2 separate regions of the Homo sapiens genome follow, and region 1 is linked to region 2. Evidence: chromatin loops called from intact Hi-C (ENCODE). Cell type or tissue: B cell. All regions are shown on one strand. Links, peaks and the distances in the headings refer to the core of each region. The heading gives the core; the rest is flanking DNA. Region 1 has its middle 510 kb from the start of LINC02955. Region 2 overlaps DNAI7 (dynein axonemal intermediate chain 7).

Region 1 (10,609 bases), core at 1,284-9,283, 1.9 Mb before region 2:
AAGGAAGCAAGGGTGAGACCGAGGCAAGGATGCAGAAAGAATGGGAAGCAATGTGATGTGGTGCATTATGCTCAGCCTCCACTTCTAGATGAAACTCAGAGACCCAGAAGATTACTTAGCGGGAACGTCTGCTCAGCAGCACACATGATACTTCTCTGGACAGACTATATGTCAAAGCCTCAGGGCAGTTCACAAACTGGATAAACAACAGAGAATCACTACCCAGCTCCCCAGCTCCTGACCCATAGGTCAGAGTTCACACATGAAACATTAATTCTCCTGAATTTCTGGATAGCAGCATCATCTGGACCATTCGGTGATGACTTGGGAGACAGATTCCAAAAACTCTGAGCATGAGTTTTGTTGACTTGCTGAGGGACAGAGATTTAAGAGACAGAGAGAAAGAAAGAGAGAGAGAGAGTGCCAAGCACTCCTAGGGTAAGTAACTGGCTGGCCTCAGGCAGTAAAAAACACATGGACAGACAGACTGGCTGGCTAGACCTGATGGAAATCAAAAGGGACACATATCTTATCTTGTCAGATGCAGTACATTTCTTCTCTGAGTCTGTTTTCTTAATTTTTTGGCAATGCATGGCTGAGTATTTTAAAGCATCTTCATTTCAAACTTCTAAAATAGACAACTGACGCAAGTAGACCTACCAAATATTGTAGCTGTTTTACAGTTTACAGTATATGAAGATTTGGCCCCTTATATAATGATTCAGCAAAGATAAAGAACATTGCATAAGCTGAGCATGCGATTTTGTGCCTTTAAGTATTTTAAAGGACAGTGTGGGGGAAGTGGCAAGAGATAGCTCTTCTATTCCAGTGACAAAAAGAGAATCATTGTGGAGGATTTTAATGTCCTAATTAAGGTTCATAATGACTTGCACAAATACAGAAACTCAATGAAGAAAAAAATAATAGAGTGGGTCAGGAGATTAGAAATATGCTCAAGAAATTTTGTCTTTTAATGAAATGGCTGAATTGGATATAGCAGCTCAAGGTGAAAGATTCAGTGAGTTGGCCTGTTGTATGAGAAGTGAGCAAGGGTGTTTTAGAATCTATTGATTGAAGAATGTTTCCATTGTATAAAACTGGGAATTAGATGAGACGAAAAGGCGACTTCATCAAATGGAGTCTTGAAAGATTTACAGAATCCAAGAAGCAATCCAAAGACACTCTTACTTTGATCTAGTTTTCCAGAATATAAAAAGTGTGTTTTGTGATGTTACCAGGTCAGTGCCAGCTCCCTGTAACTTTCTATTATGGAAGGAAGAGAATGATGTGAGAAAGAGGGAAAGACACATATATGCAGATATTATATTTATTCTTTTTCCAGAAAACTAGCCTCAAAACCTCAACTTCATGTCCTCTATGAAGAGAATCAATTAATTCAGTAGCTAGTAAAGAATGAATGAAACGATCATCTTTTTTTTCAGTAGAATGGTTTAATTAAGTAGTTAAGTAAAAAAGAAGCATATGGAATACTTTGGCTTGCTTTTCAATAACTTCTGGAACAGAAACAAAGGTCCACTTGTTTAAGATCTCAAACAAAATAATTCTAAATATGGCATTTAAAAACAAACACAATAAAATTCAATCCTTAACCAAAGATCCATAAAAGACAAACAACTAAAGTAATTGTTTTTACTGCTGTTATTATAAGTAATAATTTCATTTATTTCATGATGAGTTTTGCTTAGCTACAGTGGTTTTCCATAAAAGAAAAACATTGAGGTTTTTTTGGTGGTAATGAAGAGGAAAGAATATATAACATTTTTTAAGTGTGGAATTAATTATTTTGAAAAAAGTGTCAGAAGTATAAATTATCTGAAAGAAATATATCTGCTATAAAATTCCCAACTTATGTAATTGTATGTCTATAAATATTATTTTAATAATCATTTTGCTTATATTGCCAGTTGTGTTGAACCAAAGCTCAGAAATAGAAAAGTCACTCAATAAGAGTGACATCATGGGGCTTCCATATTCTCCCTCAATGACTTCCAGATCAAATTTTCTCAGTGTATAAATGAAAAGATGATGTTTCTAACAGCCAGCCCTGCAGACTCGACCTGGGATCTGAAGATCCAGCTGTGTTCACTTTGCTTCTTCTACCGTCACTGTAATGAACATGCTACATGGCTGACAACTGTGTTGATGGTGCGTGAGGTTGAATATAATCTAGCTTGTCTCTTCTGTGAAGGATTTTCTGACTCTGCTAGCCTAAGAAGAATAAAGAAAAATGAGTATATTTTGGTCTTTTAAAAATGTTTGTTTGTATCTCTTGAGCGGGATTAGAAAGAAACTGGAAAACACACAGAGCGCAAAATTACTGACTAAGACAATTATTTTACAGAGACACTTTGAATCCTTCTCCACATAATCCATTCTCTATCAAGGGATGATAATTGAGACTCTATGCACCTCACCAAAGAACAACCCACACACTTGTCACTGCTGTGATGAAGGATGATATCTGTGGGCAACAAAATATTTAAAAGTTTAATTCTCATCTGATGTCACAAAATGCAAGTAATTTAAAGTCACCCATGTGCTAAGAGAACAGCAAGTTTTTTATCATTCAAAATTCTTATTCTCTGGAGCATTTTACTTCCCATTATTGTGATCATAGAACTCATATCTGCCCTGAGCCATCTATATTCATATCCATTGTCTATCCACAATCGTTTTTTCAGATATTTTTGCCCCCTTTCTGTTTCCTTTCTCTCACCACAAAAATCTGCCTGCTGCTTTCCTCTTAATCTATCCCCACCACACTGAGGCTGTCAAGAGAGGAGTAAATAGGAAGAACTTAGAAAATAGGGGTTTAAGGAGCTTACATGGAAGCATGATGCACAAAACCCAAGGGTCAGGGATGTGTAAATCTTTGTAAGGATGTGTTCTCATGGACTACAAAGTAAATCTGAGCTGGGCTCAAGGAGCCAATCCCACTTGTTGTGCTTCACCCTACTTCCCTTCCTCTTTATGCATTCAGGTTTCAGCTCAAATGCCCAGAAATACAGGTTCTTCCCTGCACTATTAACTCTTCATCACATCAGCTGTTTATTTCCTTCTTGTGACTTAGCACAATCTATAATTATCTTGTCTATTAATTAATTAATTTTTAGAGATGGGGATTTCGTTATGTTCCTCAGGCTGGTCTTGAGCACTTCAGCTCAAGCGATCTTCCTGCCTCAGTCTCTTGAGTAGCTGGGGTTATAGGTGAGTGTCAATGCACCTGGCATTGTCTATTAATTTCATTTTTATATATCATTCTACTAGATTGCAACCTTCCTGAGGTTAGGGACTCCATAATTGGATCTTAATAAATATTTTAAAGAAGGAATAAGATGTATTGAAAAGACAATGGATGGGAAAGTGAAGTGTGGCCAAAATGAACAGAGAAAGCATTTCAATGAAGGGAAAGAACAGATCCTATAACTAGAAGCTGAGATTTGTGTTCTAAAGTGACATAGTGTCCTGATCTGAGCATCAATAGGCACAGGAGCTACTCAGCTTCTTCACTGACTGACCATACCATTGTGTAAGTAGATTTTCAAAGAGGATTGGAACATTGGGAAGAAGTGGTAATCAGTGATTTGGTGGTTCTCAAGAAAACTAAAACATCATATTTTAAACTGGATAAGTGAGCCAAGCTGAGAGAGCGAGAGGCTGCTCTTTGGGTCTGGAATCTGGTGCTGGTTGTTCGATTTGTGGTGAGATGGAGTGTTCTGGCAGATAGGGGGCTTAGCACAGCAGAGGGGAGATAAGAGAATTTGTGACTCAGTGCTGTTTGTGCTTTGCTAGTCCCCGGCTCTTCTTCAAGCCCCAGATTTACTTAGCCTTCAGGAGACTGGAGCACCGAACACTTGAATAATAAAAATGTATTTAAATAAAAAAAGCTTATGAAAACATTTTGTAATATTTTTCAATCACTATATGTGAAAAGTAATGTAGCAGATACAATATGGAGTTTAGATTAAAACTCAAGTTTGAATCCACTTGATCTATCAATTACTGGCTTGGAGACTTTAAACAATTATTTCATTTATCTTAAGAGAGTTCCTCCATCTGTAACATAAGGATACTGATAATGGAGCTGTTGTAAAGGTATAAGACATTGTGAACATATTTTTCCAACTCTAAAATTGTAAACACATTTTAATAATTACTACATCTTTTAACACAGAAATTGATGTTCTTGAAGAGTTCAGCTCAGTTGACCACCACATATTATAATTCAGTTTTTAAGGATGTGGGTTCTGATGTCAGGCTAGCTGGATCAGAAGCCTTAACTTTCCAGTGCCTCAAACTTTTTATCTCTAAAATGGGTATAAAGATAGGGTGTACTTCACATGATTGTCTTGAATATGAAATAATATAGTCCGTATCAAACCCTTAACACAGTGTCTAGAACACAGTAGGAGGCCCATCCATGTTCACAGGTATTTATTACTTTTATTAGCATTAGTTTTACAGGTATTAGTTTTACTTTCTGTTCACTATGGGATGTCCCTTGAGACTTCTTTTGCTCAAGTCCAGGTGCATTTACACGTGATGACCACTAGATGGCAGATGCACCATTTTTATTGCTCAGATTGGTACCCAGCAGCACTTTGTCCTTGGACTCTTCCTGGCATTCAAGGATCTTGGAGAACCCCAGAAACAGCACCTTGAGTGAAGTAATCAGATTATTTTTTTCTAGGAATAAGTCATTTGTAAGTGACGTCTATTAATATGCTTTGTGTTGTAATCATTCAGGATAACAGTTAAAAGAAAAAGGAAAAAAATATATATATATCAATAGGTTATACTTTCTCTTCTAACAATCTCCAAAAGGAAGGTAGGTGAAGGAGCATTTTCTTCTGAGAGTTTATGATGTGTATTCAATGTTAGAACTGATCTGTGGGTTTGAGGAAGAGAGAAAGATACTGAGCTAGACAATATGGAGTTTCTATCTTCATGCAGCTTACAGTCTAGGAAAAGAGAAACATAAAATGATATAATATGATATGATGTAACACATGATGATAATGATATGACAAAGGGATAATGCTGTCAATGATAACACAACATGGTCAATTCTGGTGCTGAACTAGTAACTGGTTACCGTGAGAGCTCGATTAACTCTGGGAGTTAGGGAAATGTTCACAAGAAGGTAACATTGGAGTTGGGCCTTGGAAGTGATGAAGGTAGTAGAAAATAAATAGGGAGAAGTAGTCTTCTAGTTCCCCATACCCCAAATGCACATATAAAGGCTTGAAGTTGTGAACGACCGTGGTGCATTTAGGGGAACAAGAGGAATGCCTGGGCTACGTCACGCAAAGCCTCAAATGATACAGAAGGACTAGCAGACAGTCTTAAAAGACGGAAGTTACAAGATCCAAATGAGTTGTTGGAAAATTACTTTGAGAAAATGGCTAAAGTTTTTGGAGGCATGAGACCTAAATTAATGCTAATCCATTTTGTCACAACCATGTCTTTATCTCCTCCTACTTCCCCCATCCTCGGTTTTGGAAATAGGTATTGGTAGATACCAAATAGCTCTTTGCCAAACATTCTGTTTTGAACCTAGAGTTAAGTCCTCCAACAGCCAGCTAAACTGCAGACAAATTTGCCCTACGAGTCCATTTGGGACCTTGGGGTAGGTTAAATGGGACGATCTTCCTGCCTCTCATTCCTATCATCTGATTACATAGGGCCTTTGGGACCATATTCAGTATTTTGCACTGTATTTGGAGTGCAATGGGAACTTTTGAATGAGTTCTGAGAGATGAGTGAAGAGAACTTGGGCTGAAATGAGGCCCGTGGATTAGAGGGTAGCCAGAGTGAGTGCCACTGCCTCAACAAGGCAAGGTGACTTTAACCCAATGCTAGTAGAATTGGAAAGAAGGGACAGATTTCTGATATGTTGAGTAATTAAAATACCAAACTTGGCAACCAATCAGATGTTGTGAGTCTCCCAGAAGGCACTGCTAATGAACATATCATTTCAGCTTGTCTCTTCATTGCTGAGTACTTTACATCAGGAGCAGCAACAGAAAAGGCCAAACCTCAAATCCGCTACTATAGATGTATTTTTATAGGCTCCTAATAAAAATGGGTCTTCATTACAAAATTTAATTGCTTTAAGAATCTTACTGACGTTTTAGCTCTCCTGTTGTGTTAGCTAAGAAAGTCAAGGGTACGCTGAGGTAACAGTGTTAAAATCATAGCGATTTAACACTGCATAGACTTATTCCCCCTTATGGGACATATTCAGTGTGAGTTAGTAAGAGGCTCAGCTCCACGTGGTCATTCAGGGAACCAGCCTGACGGAGGTTTAACCATCCTGTAGATGTACCTCTGAAACACAGGCCTTCCTCAGCTGCCATTGCAGGGGAAGGGAACTGAGAATCCCACCTGAAGCTTTTCATGCTGCAGCCAGAAGTGACATATTTCTACACACACATTCCACTGGATCAGTCACATGACCCCACCTAACTGCAAGAGAGCAAATAGAATATCTAGAGCATTACAGGCTCTACCTCCACGCCCCCACCCACCCCCAACACACACACACACACACACACACACACACACACACACGTGTCATTTTTCACAAAGAGAGATTTTTTTTTTTTCTAATTCTTCCTCTGAGATACTATCCCTGGGTGAGGAGGAGAGAGAAACTAAACCATAGTGAAAGGTGGCTCCTGGGTTGTCAGCAAGGCTCATTTACTGACTAAGGAACTTTTTCCTCCAAATAAGCAAGACTTAAAATTGGGCTTTAACAATTTTACAAAGACCTCAAGTCATGGGTTCTCAGGTTTGTAGGAAATGAGTGCATTAGAAACGAGAATGTTAAGGGTTGGCTGCAATGATTCGTCCTCCCTGGAGCACTGGGCTCGCCTTTTCTGGGTGTCTGAAGGTCGTTGGCTTCCTCTTTCCTCCACTCCTGGATCATCACCGAACAGAAGCTTTTCTAATTGAGATGTCAACTCTCAGTCAGATTGGCAGCTAAAGCCCCTTCTCAAGGCTCAGCTATTGAGTGAAAAAGGATTTAAACTGACATGAACGCCAACCTGGGCTGAGAACAAGTCTGTGAGGTAAATTTCTTCATCCTGACGGCTCCAAGCCTCTTTCAGATTCTCTATTATCTAACAGAGTCCTGCTTTGACTCCTTGAGTCATTGCTAGCTGCATACCCAGAGTCACTGCAGAGACATTGTTCTCATCCCATTTAGTTTGGTTCTAAATGAAAAGTAACACAAATGGAGTCAAGGGGTCTTTCTACCTGTGCGATTGGCTTCTACCCCCAAATGAAACCTTTTAAGGCTACCAGGCTGCTGTTTAGATTCACAGTGGCCTCAGCTTGGGAGGCCACCATGCTGCTGTTCCCTTTGGCCATCCCTATCCTCAGAGAACTTCCTTGTTTTACCACCCCCAGAAGCTCTTAAATTACATAATATGGAAAAAAAAGTGATTGCTTTGGAGATCAAATCTACATAACTGGGAATTTTAAAGATAATTTTTGGAAGATGTGTGTGTGTGTGTGTGTGTGTGTGTGTGTGTGTGTATTCCCCTTTGCTTCAAAATGCTATTGCTTGTCATATAGTAAAATGCCAAAAACATATTAGATAAAAATACTTCTGTCTGTGTGGTCACAGTTGAAGTGACTATGGCAAGTTATTTCTATGATTTATTTTCTCCCTTTGTAAAATGGAGTTTTTCCAAATGCAAATTGCCAATACTAAACACTGCCTAGATCATCAAGCTGTTTCATAATAAAATAATGTATGTGGAAGCTCTTTAAAAATCTTTTAATCACCATGCACACATCAAGTATTTCTATCATTAATACTCTCTTTTTTTTTTCTGTTGGGAAGATGACTGAAACAAGGGACTTCCGAAAATAATTTGCACCTTCAGGAAGTTCTACTACACACAGTTCATTGAAAATATGAATGCAATGACAATAAACAATGGCTATGGAGCAGGATTTTCAAAGTAGAAGTAATGACTACTGCCTTAAAATCACGCACATATGCAGAACTACAATTATCCCCGCCTCCTTTGCAATTCTTTTTTGAATTAGTTCTGTCTGCTCTTCACTTTAACATCCCTCCAAAATAAATTAAAACAAATCTTTTCATTTCTGAATGAGATATGATACCCTGTTTTGGATATTGTTATATCACTGATGGAGTGGTAACAAGGTCTATTTCAGTGCAACAAATGAACAGACCAAAATTCAGGGGGCCGCTTGTTCACTGGGTTAGGAGACAGTTTCTCTGGAAATCTACAGTGTTCATCATCCCTGAAATGTAAACTATCTATTTATATCTCAAATAATGATAAGTGGAAGTGTGATCAGGAAAGGAGAGACACAGATTTTCTATAAATGTGTTTTTCTTGTGATAATATGTGAAATTATATTCCATGTTAAATTGCTCGAGGCAAGCAAGGTTTAATATGTATCTAAATAATTAAGCTAATTGTGTAAAAATATATTTGCAGAATTCGCCAAATGTGTTAATACATTTCATACCCTGTTTACCCATTTTACATGACTAAAATTTGCTTTGTGAAATATTCTCCAAAATACTGAAAGACCTCACAGTCTTCACAATTGTTATCAATACTCAGTACTTCCTGGGAAGGGAAAAAAGGTGCTAAGAGTCACATCTCGAGAAATGGCATGCTGTCTTTCCCTTTCCTCTACCTGTTTCTCCCTCTTCTTCTCTATTGAATTTCAAATTCACTTTCCTAAATGTGTACTTTGGGATATTCGTGTCATACCCCTAAATGGCATTGTAAAAACAAAAGGACATCTTCTCACAGGAGAGTGTTCCCATCTCAATTAGTTTTGCAGGATCAACAGTCTGCAATTTGCCAGCAGATTCCCCTTGCAACGTGTGGGCCAGACTGATGTCACATGACCTTTCCAATCTTTCCCACATATAAATTGCACAGAGTGTTGGGTGAGGAGCCAGAGTGCTGCCATTGAAAGAAGAAAGAGAAGGAGAAGGAGAAGAAGAAAAAAAAAACTTTACCGCTCTTTATTGCTTCTTAGAGCGAATATACATTATATTTTGGTGTGCAAAAGAGTAATGCTGGTCAGGCATGTTTTGGCACATAAACATGTTGTGAATGCCAAATGACTCAGTTTTTGACTGGATGTGTGTTTGTGTTGCTCAGTTAAAAAGTGCTGGTGTGCTGTCAGCACAATTTATAAGATGAGTAAGGAGGACAACATCTCTGGGCCACCTCTCCCACTTTGCCTCAGGGAGAACTTCACAATTTCCTTGGGATTACTGCTCCTTGTTAACCCCTGCCTTGTTTGTTCCCCAGCACAGCTCCTCTCCCACCCCAGCTTTCTCCCAGTCTTCCTCTTCTCTACTGCTATGGGTCTTAGATATACTTCTGTCGCATTGTGTTAAAATTAGATGGCATAAATTCTATCTACCCTCTGCATGGGGCCACTTGAGGTCTTTGCCGTACTCATTTTGGGTAATCTTTATTTTCCTAGACTAGAGCAGCCTGAAGATGAGCACATATATTGTTATAATATCACTGATTGAGCGGTACCAATGTAGTGTTGTTAAGGGCACAAACCCAGGAGCCATAATGCATATCAAAGGTTTGTGGGGGAAAGTTGCCCACCAGTAGCCTTGACACAGATTGTCACAGAATGTTTATACTCCAGACTAAGGATGGAGGATGTTACCTCCAAATATAGTTTTCGTTTGTAGAAACTTGTTCTCAAAACTTTTTATCTTCAGTTTCTCTTCCAACTTACCTTTTTGGCTGAAGGTTAGTTGCCTAGGGAAATGCATTAATTTCACAATGGCTCAGGGGCCATGTAGTAGAGCAGAGCTAATGCAATGGACCCAACTTTCCAACCAACTCAACACCATGCACACATGAAAACACAGAACCATCCGCTGCTCACATGAGTTTAGATAGTCCCCCTGTTCACCTGTCGCCGCCACCTGCTGCCCCTCGCTGTCATCTGCAAGGTTCTTCCACACTCTTTCAGTATCTATGTCTGTGCCTCAGCTTCTCCATTTTTAAAAGGAAATAATAACATTGCCTACTTTTAGTGTTTTTTGAGAATTGAATAAATGCATGTAAAATAAATAACCCACAAAGGTAAGTGTAATAGAAGTAGTAAATTGAAAAAAAAAAGTAACATAAATAGTAACTGTCAGCTATCATCATCATCGCAGTCCCTGATATTTGCCTTTTGTCCTGTAAAATAATATTCATTCGGATAGAATTCTCTGGCTCACTCTTAGTATCCTCCATAGAACTGTGCTATGCAATACAGTAGCCACTAGTCATGTGTGGCCACTGAGAACGTCAAATGTAGCTAGTCCATAGCAGGATGTGCTATAGGAATAAAATACATGCTGGATTTAGAAGACCAAAAAAGCATGTAAAATATCTCAATAATTTTTACAGATTACATGTTAAAATTATATTAATATTGTGGATTGCATAAAATGTATTATTAAAATTAATTTTCCTTGTTTCTTTCTGCTTTTTAAAAAATATGGCTACTAGAAAATTCCAGGCTACATATGCAGCTTCCATTTGGGGTTCACATTATAGTTCTATTG
Region 2 (8,000 bases), core at 1-8,000:
TTGATAACTAGTCTAGAATGGGTTCCTGTAATTGCAACAGTGTCATCAGAACGTGCTCCCGCACAAAAACTTCAAATCTCATTTGCTGACAATACAGGTATAATGTATAAGCTTTATATATAATAATAATAATAAACTCCTTGTGTTTGTTGGCAATGAAGCCAAAAAAATACTTCTTTATTCCTATTTTCATCATGTTTTATATCTGGTAATGATGGTCCTCTTTCATCATAATTCTTTTACAAAATTGGGTGTTTTCCAAGTATTTTTTTCTTCTAGGTAAACTTTAATAGTATTTTGTCAAGTCTCAAAAACTGACAACTGGAATTTTTACTTCAATTGTATTAAATTTATAGACACAATAGATTTAAAGTAAATAACAATTTCTAAAAGATGTTTGCTTGGAAATGTTGACAGAATATGAATCAGAGAAGGTAGCTAAAGTATAACTTTTCAATGATATCTTGTCTCAATGTATACGAGAACTGGCTTATACCATGAAAGAATGTCATGGGACACTAGCAAATAATTTTCATTGCAACTTGATAAATGCACAGATAGTATAACATAGAAATTCCTTAGTATATGTGCAATTTGAATTTGATATAAAAACATAACCTATCATTAATAGGTGGATCAATAAAAACAGAATATAGATTCCAGAAATAGAGAATAGGATCCACTTGAAAATTTAGCATATGGCATTTCAGATCAATGGAAAACGCCTAGGTTTATATGGTATGTGTTTTGAGACAGCTGGCTAAGATTTGCAATAAAATAAATTTAGATTCATTCTTCTCACTTTACACTAAAATAAATTCCAGATGGATATAAGATTTAAATGTAAAAACAAAACTAAACCAATCAAAAGCTACAAAAACCATGAAAGTATTGGAAAAGAATATATGAAACTGATGCCAACAATTATTAATGAAGTAAATGATCTTGATAATATCTGCAAAATGTCAGCACTGAACACTTTACAAGTTTGACAGAATGTCTTGAATTTTATTATCCATCAACAGAAGATCTATGCAAAAGAAATTCATTGATCTGAAATATACTTTTTCATCAAAAGATAATTTAAATTTTACTATAACTCAAAATAAATTGTTGGAACTGATTCTTGATAAGGAATTGAAAATGAATTTTGAAAATACAGCATTAATTAAGAATAATTATCCTGGGTCTACTGGTCTCATTCATTCCAGTGGCTTTAAATACTATCTATAGACCAATGGTCCCCAAATATAAGCTAGTGATGCTCTGTAGGTCACACACATTGTACCGCTTGATTCCAGAAGTTCAGAACATAACCTGCACGTGAACATGTACGTAGCAGCTGTGTCTGACTTTCCTCTGAACTCCAGGTTCACATTTGCCTACCTGTCATTTCCACTTGCATCCCCCAAACTTACCCAAACAGAACTCTTTGTTTCACAGCCACTCTCAACTGTTTCACTCTATTTTTGTTCATCTCTGTAAACTGTATCACCATATGCCTCATTTCTCAAAATAAAAACTCAGTAAGATATATTTTACCTCCAAAACATCTCCCAAACATATTCATCTTTCTATAACTCTTACTGCAACCTCTGTCCAAACCACCATGACTTATTACTTACCAGTACTATTTAACTAGACACTGTGCTTTTATTCTGGCCCCTCACAATTTGTTCTCCATACAGTAGCCAGAATAACCTTTCAGGGCCATACATCACATCATGTCACACTCCTACTTACCACCCTCTAATGGCTCCCCACTACATTTACAATAAAAGCCTAAATTCTCACTCTGGCCTGCAAAGCCTGACTTTATCTGGCTTCTGCCTCCCTTTCCAACTTTATTACATACCACTTTGCTTCTTGCCCATCATACATCAGTCGCTGGCCTTCCTTCTCACTTCTGTTTTATGACTTCTGCAATAATTGTGCCTGAAGACTATTTTTACCTTCATTTTAAATAGCTGATTCCTTCTTGTCATCTGGGTCTCGGCTAAATAATACCCCATCAAACAGGCCCTCCCTAACTACCCAATGTAAAGTCACTCCCAGTTTAATCCTGTTTAATTTGGTGCATGAATGATTACTATATGGTATTTTCTACTTTTTCTTATTTATTGTTGATTTCTCCTAACTTGTATGTAAATTATGAGAGAAGGAGCCTTATTTGTTCTTTAGCCATCCTCCCGAGGGCCAGAATGGTGCCTACCACATAGAGGTAGGCGTATGATAAATATTCAGTAAGTGAGTAAGGAAATGAGAACAACTCCCAGGGTATGACCTGGAAATGCACTGAAAACATACATTTGTGGCACATTAAAGGTTGTTGAATGTTAAGGAGCTCTGATGCTAGGTTTTTTATATAACTTATTCCCATGGATTTTTAATTTATCCACGATGATCACAAAACATCCCAAATTACTAAGGCTATTTCATGTCTCCATACTTTTCCCTCTGACCAGAATAACTTCCTTTCCTTCCTATCTAAACTTCTCCATGCTACACCAAAAGATTCAGCTCATGTTACCTCATGAGAGAAGACTTCCAATCTGTTCATTTGTTTTTATTTTGGGTTTATTTTTATTTTATTTTTATTTTTTTTTTTTGACATGGAGTTTCACTCTTACTGCCCAGGCTGGAGTGTAATGGCATGATCTCAGCTCACCGCAACCTCTGCCTCCCAGGTTCAAGTGATTCTCCTGCCTCAGCCTCTTGAGTGGCTGGGATTACAGGTACCTGCCACCATACCTGGCTAATTTTGTATTTTTAGTAGAGATGGGGTTTCTCCATGTTGGTCAGGCTGGTCTCAAACTCCCGATCTCAGGTGATCCCCCTGCCTCGGCCTCCCAAAGTGCTGGGATTATAGGCATGAGACACCACGCCCAGCCTATTTTGATCTCTTAACCCCCATGTAGAATCTCTCTCATTGCATATATTAGAAGATATGGTAACTGTTACTCTTCTAATCCACAAGATTGTTAGCTCATTAAAAACAAGAGCGTGTTGAATCCCTTATCAATAGCAGGTATTTGGTAAATGTTTGCCAATAACATATACATTACATATATAAAATATTTATATGGGCCGGGCGCGGTGGCTCACGCCTGTAATCCCAGCACTTTGGGAGGCCAAGGCAGGCAGAGCACAAGGTCAGGAGATCGAGACCATCCTGACTAACACGGTGAAACCCCGTCTGTACTAAAAATACAAAAAATTAGCCGGGCGCGGGGGCGGGTGCCTGTAGTCCCAGCTACTTGGGAGGCTGAGGCAGAAGAATGGCATAAACCTGGGAGGCAGAGCTTGCAGTGAGCCGAGATAGCGCCACTGCACTCCGGCCTGGGCGAAAGAGCGAGACTCCCTCTCAAAATAAAATAAAATAAAATAAAATAAAATAAAATAAAATAAAATAAAATAAAATATTTATGTTAAATCCTGTATATGTTTGCTTAAACTATCTTAAAGCCAGAGACTACTTTAACTTTTAAAAGTTCAAAGACCCACATACTATAATGCATGCCCCTTAGATCACTAATGTAGTTCTGAAGGTAATTCTCATTAGAAAAAAAATTTCTCACAAATGTGCTACACTTAAATTAGGCTTTTCTAAAAAGTTTGCATGATATAGTAATTGGGAAGACAGTATTACCCAATACCTATAATATTATTAGTATTACACATTTAAATGAACTAAAATGTGGTATTAAGAGCCCTCTAGTGGCAAACTTCTTGCTGTACTCATGAAAAAGAAAATGTGTACATCATCTAATGTAAGAGATTTAATTTTTTAAATGACCAAAATACTAAATACTTGTTATTTGTGATTACCTAACATATCAAACATAACTCATATGTTCTGGGCCATAATTGCCTGCATTATTATATCATACTTGCCTTGCATCAGTCTCTAAAGTCATTATAAAGATATAATGATGTAAGATTTATAATAAAATATGCCAACCTAAAATTGTGAGGTAAGCAGTTTACCCCCAACCAAAAAAAAAAAGCTGGAAAAATAGAGAACTTTTTTCTCTAAATCCAAAACATAGTTAAGTTTGCCTACTGATCTTACATGTAGTCCCTAATTTATACACATAGACAAAAAAGTTGAGTATCATGAATTTATATGGCAGTTTAAAACATTTAGAATACATTTTGTCACACACACAAATTGTGTTATGAATGAAATTTAGGGTTATGTTAGTTCTCCTGTAGCTGTGATTATATAGGAATACAAACATAACTTTACACTGTCTGTAAATATTGCTTCACACACACACTGAGTTCCAACTGGAATGGGAGGAGCACACCTTTCCTAAGGCTGAAGTAGTGACAGCAAGAGTCTTCCTATTACCACATACTATGCCGGATCACTAAAGGGGTGGAGGATCAGAACTGCAGAGGAGAGAGTCCCAAGAATCCCCAGTAACCAGCTTGCAGAATCCGTAAAGGTAGCAGAAGTGATCTCCAGCACACCCAACTGTAATGAAGAGGATCTTAAGTATCTCTCAAAAGACAGGATAACTTTGAGGAGCATAGTGGTTGGATTGCCCAATTTATGTAGGCTGCTCACAACAAATCAGACCCAAGTCAGGGCCTGCTTTTCATCATTTAAACATCCATTCATTCACTTCTTCCTTCCTTCATTCAATAAACATTCATTGAGCCCTTATCATGAGCTCTATGCTCTCTGCTTAAATATGAAGTCTCTCAAGAAATTCTTGCCCTCAAGATCATAATTTAGTGTTTAAGGCAACAATTATAATAATTAAACAGAATGACAAGAGCATAGTGGAGGGACATCTGATTTAATCTGAGGAGACGGAGGATTCTCTGGAGGTAAAATTTAAGGTAAGTCTTGAATGAAGACAAGTAGAAGTTAGGTACAGGGATTATTCGTGTGATGGGAGGAAGGGAATTTCACCTCAGCACAGAGGCTTATCATGAACGTTCCCCCTTTAAAGCCAAAATGGGAAATACATCGTTTCATTTCCTATGAGGAAAGTATTGCGTGTTCAGTACTTACTTATTGAAAATTCAAATAACACAATAGAGTATAGACAGTAAAAAAATCACTGATAATATACCACCATCCCATCCTTCTCACGTTCTTTCCCCCACCACCAAAAGATAGCCACTCTTTGGTAAAGAGGCCTCTAGATTTTTTCTGTGCATTCATAAAAACAGAATCATATTGATAATAGAGTTTTAACTTTAAAAAAAATTTAACAATACAGCTTAGGGATCTTTCTATAGAAAAGTATATAAATCTGTGTCATTTTAAATGATAAAATATCCAAATATCCAAACAAACTAGTGTTGTTTGGATACTTTACAATTATTTTAATTTGTGGACTGTTTTTGCTACTATAAAAAACTTCAATGAAAATCTTGGCACAATCATTTTTATTTATTTTGTTCTATTATTTTCTAATAATAAATTACTATAAGTTAAATCACTAATCATAGGCATGTTTACATGGTACCAAATAAGGACTGTACAGATTTACACTTCTAATAACGGTATGTGAAGACGCCTGCCTGCTCAATCTGATAGGAAAACAAATGACATCTTTTTTCTAATTTGATTACTTATTTGGTTCAGTACATTTTTGGCTAGTTGTATTTCTTTTCTCAGCTGCCTGCTCATGTCCTTTGCTTAATTTTATATTAAGAAATTGTCTTCTCACTGATGTGTACAAATTCTTTATATTGGGGTATAACCCCTTGTCATGTACGTTGAAATATTTTTCTTAGTCTGTTATTTGCCTTTCAGCTTTGTTTTATAATGAGGTTTATGGGGCTACACAAATATTTGAATCCAATCTCTTTTTCGTTCATGCTTTTGGTTTTGATGCACTGGTAAGTACGAAAGGTCTTCTTAGTAAAGATAATAAAATAAGTTTCCTATATTCTGTTCAAATACTTTCATTATTTTTATAATTTTTGAATAGTTCAGTTTGTTTTTATATTTAAAACTGTGATTTTTTTTTTTTTTTAGTCTTTAGGGTAAAGTGAGAATCGAAATTTCTTTTAAATCTTAGTCAACTGCCCCAGCACCAATTGTTATATCAAACTCATCCTGTCCATTCTCGACTTCGAGTTTCTTTTATATAGATATTACACTCCTATTTCTATCCATCATCTCTCATTCTTTTCCCCTAACAAATCCCATTAAATTATCTCTGTCTTCCTCTTTTGAGCTGCTGATTGTCTTTATAAATCTAGTGATTTTTGCTCCCTGCAGTCTACTCACACCTACGAAAGGCGGTTTACACTGTTCAGAATCTGTGGCAAGTATAGGCCCATCTGACAAGTAGTTTTGTGTTGGGGGATTCTTCGCTCTAAGCAGTCACCCACCACCCTTCCCCCTTCAGCACAGAAGATGGCTTCCCCCTCCTGCCCTGGCACACCTCACCAATACTATGGGGTTCTTCGGCTTCTGTGGAAATCATACATACTTCAGCATTATTCATATTAGCATTTTCAGAATGTTGTGGGGTTTTCAGCAGAAGGATAGAGCACAGATACATAAGCATAAGCGTCTACACATGTGTCTGTTGGGTGGTGGTGAGATATGTTCCTGGAAATGAGGGTGCTGAGTTAATGTTACTCTCACTTTCTAGGCAATCACCTGTCCCTTTCTAAATCCCATGGATATAAATCCTCCAGCCAGGTTCCTGTATCTACCATTCACACAATTCTTACCATTCACAGACTTTGGACAAGTTTTCATTGCCTTTTATAAAGTAAAATTATTTCTGCCATATCACTAATTGCCTGCTGATCTTTATTTGAGGTTTCTTGGACTATGTATTTGTTTTGTTTTTATTTTTGTTTTTAAGACAGGGTCCCGCTCTCTTGCCTAGGCTTGAGTGCAGTGGCATGACCACTGCTCACTGCAGCCTCGACCTCCTGGGCTCAGGCAATCCTCTCACCTCAGGGTTCCTAGTAACTTGAACTATAGGCACATGCCACCACATCCGGCTACTTTTTTTGATTTTTAGTACAGACGAGGTCTTGATATGTTGCTCAGGCTGGTCTTGAACTCCTGAGCCCAAGGGATCCTCTTGTTTAGGCCTTGAGCCACTGCACCCAGCCTAGACTATGTATTTGAACATAGCCTCAAATTTGATAAAATGTGCATCTTGCCATTCATTATAATGGTTTTCCTTGGCGTACTTTTTTTTTTTTTTTTTTTTTTGAGACAGAGTCTCACTCTGTCGCCCAGGCTAGAGTGCAGCGGCACAATCTCGGCTCATTGCAACCTCTGCCTCCCAGGTTCAAGTGATTCTCGTGCCTCAGCCTCCCGAGCAGTTGGGATTACAGGCACATGCCACCATGCCCAGCTAATTTTTGTATTTTTAATAGAGACAGGGTTTCACCATGTTGGCCCGGCTGATCTCAAACTCCTGACCTCAGGTGACCCACCTGCCTCAGCCTCCCAAAGTGCTGGGATTATAGTCATGAGCCACTGCACCTGGCCTCCTTGGTGTACTTTTGTGGCACTTTCAACATCATCATTTGCATATCTTTATTCATCATTATAACCTAAAATGGTTCAATGTAACATTACATAATAACAAAAACTGGATGTAGTTAAACTCATTGGTAAGGGCCATTCAAACTAAGAAAAGCTTAGCTCGGTACTTTCAGGCCCACTAGCTGTCTACACTAATTGATGACAAATATTGAGAAGAAGATATAAATTCACTATGCAGTCAGTATTGTAGTGGATTCATATGCTTATATATTTAGTATAAAAGTATTGCCATTTAGGAAAAATGGCAGATATGAGGCAGGACTAACTTGAAGCTCCCACTTGGACAGACAGAACAGTGAGTGTATGGAGACTCACATCATGAACTTTTGCTCCAAGAACTACTGCAGGAACACACCAGGAAAACGGAAATAATTCACAGACTCTGAAAGAAGCACTTGCCACTGCAAACTCCATGAGACAGCCAAAATACTGTGAGTGTCCAAAGTGTGAGGGGGGA

Evidence for each region. Peaks named below come from ENCODE experiments on the same cell type or tissue, not always from the same donor. Only the 100,000 strongest peaks of a DNase experiment are listed, where the experiment ranks them.
Region 1: it touches region 2 in a loop (15-fold over the local background); 6 of 110 quality-filtered maps call a loop at or near these places.

Annotation. Positions count from the first base shown.
Region 1 is chr12:23,200,809-23,211,417 of GRCh38, forward strand. No RefSeq gene overlaps it. Among named protein-coding and RNA genes, the nearest start is that of LINC02955, 510 kb to the left of the region's middle. In B cell, for the core only: CTCF peaks have their summits at 4,577 (motif pointing right) and 4,781; a DNase peak (open chromatin) is centred at 4,543.
Region 2 is chr12:25,127,171-25,135,170 of GRCh38, forward strand. All of the region lies in intron 9 of DNAI7 (dynein axonemal intermediate chain 7), which reads right to left. Among named protein-coding and RNA genes, the nearest start is that of DNAI7, 64 kb to the right of the region's middle. In B cell, for the core only: a CTCF peak has its summit at 3,725 (motif pointing left); a DNase peak (open chromatin) is centred at 3,711.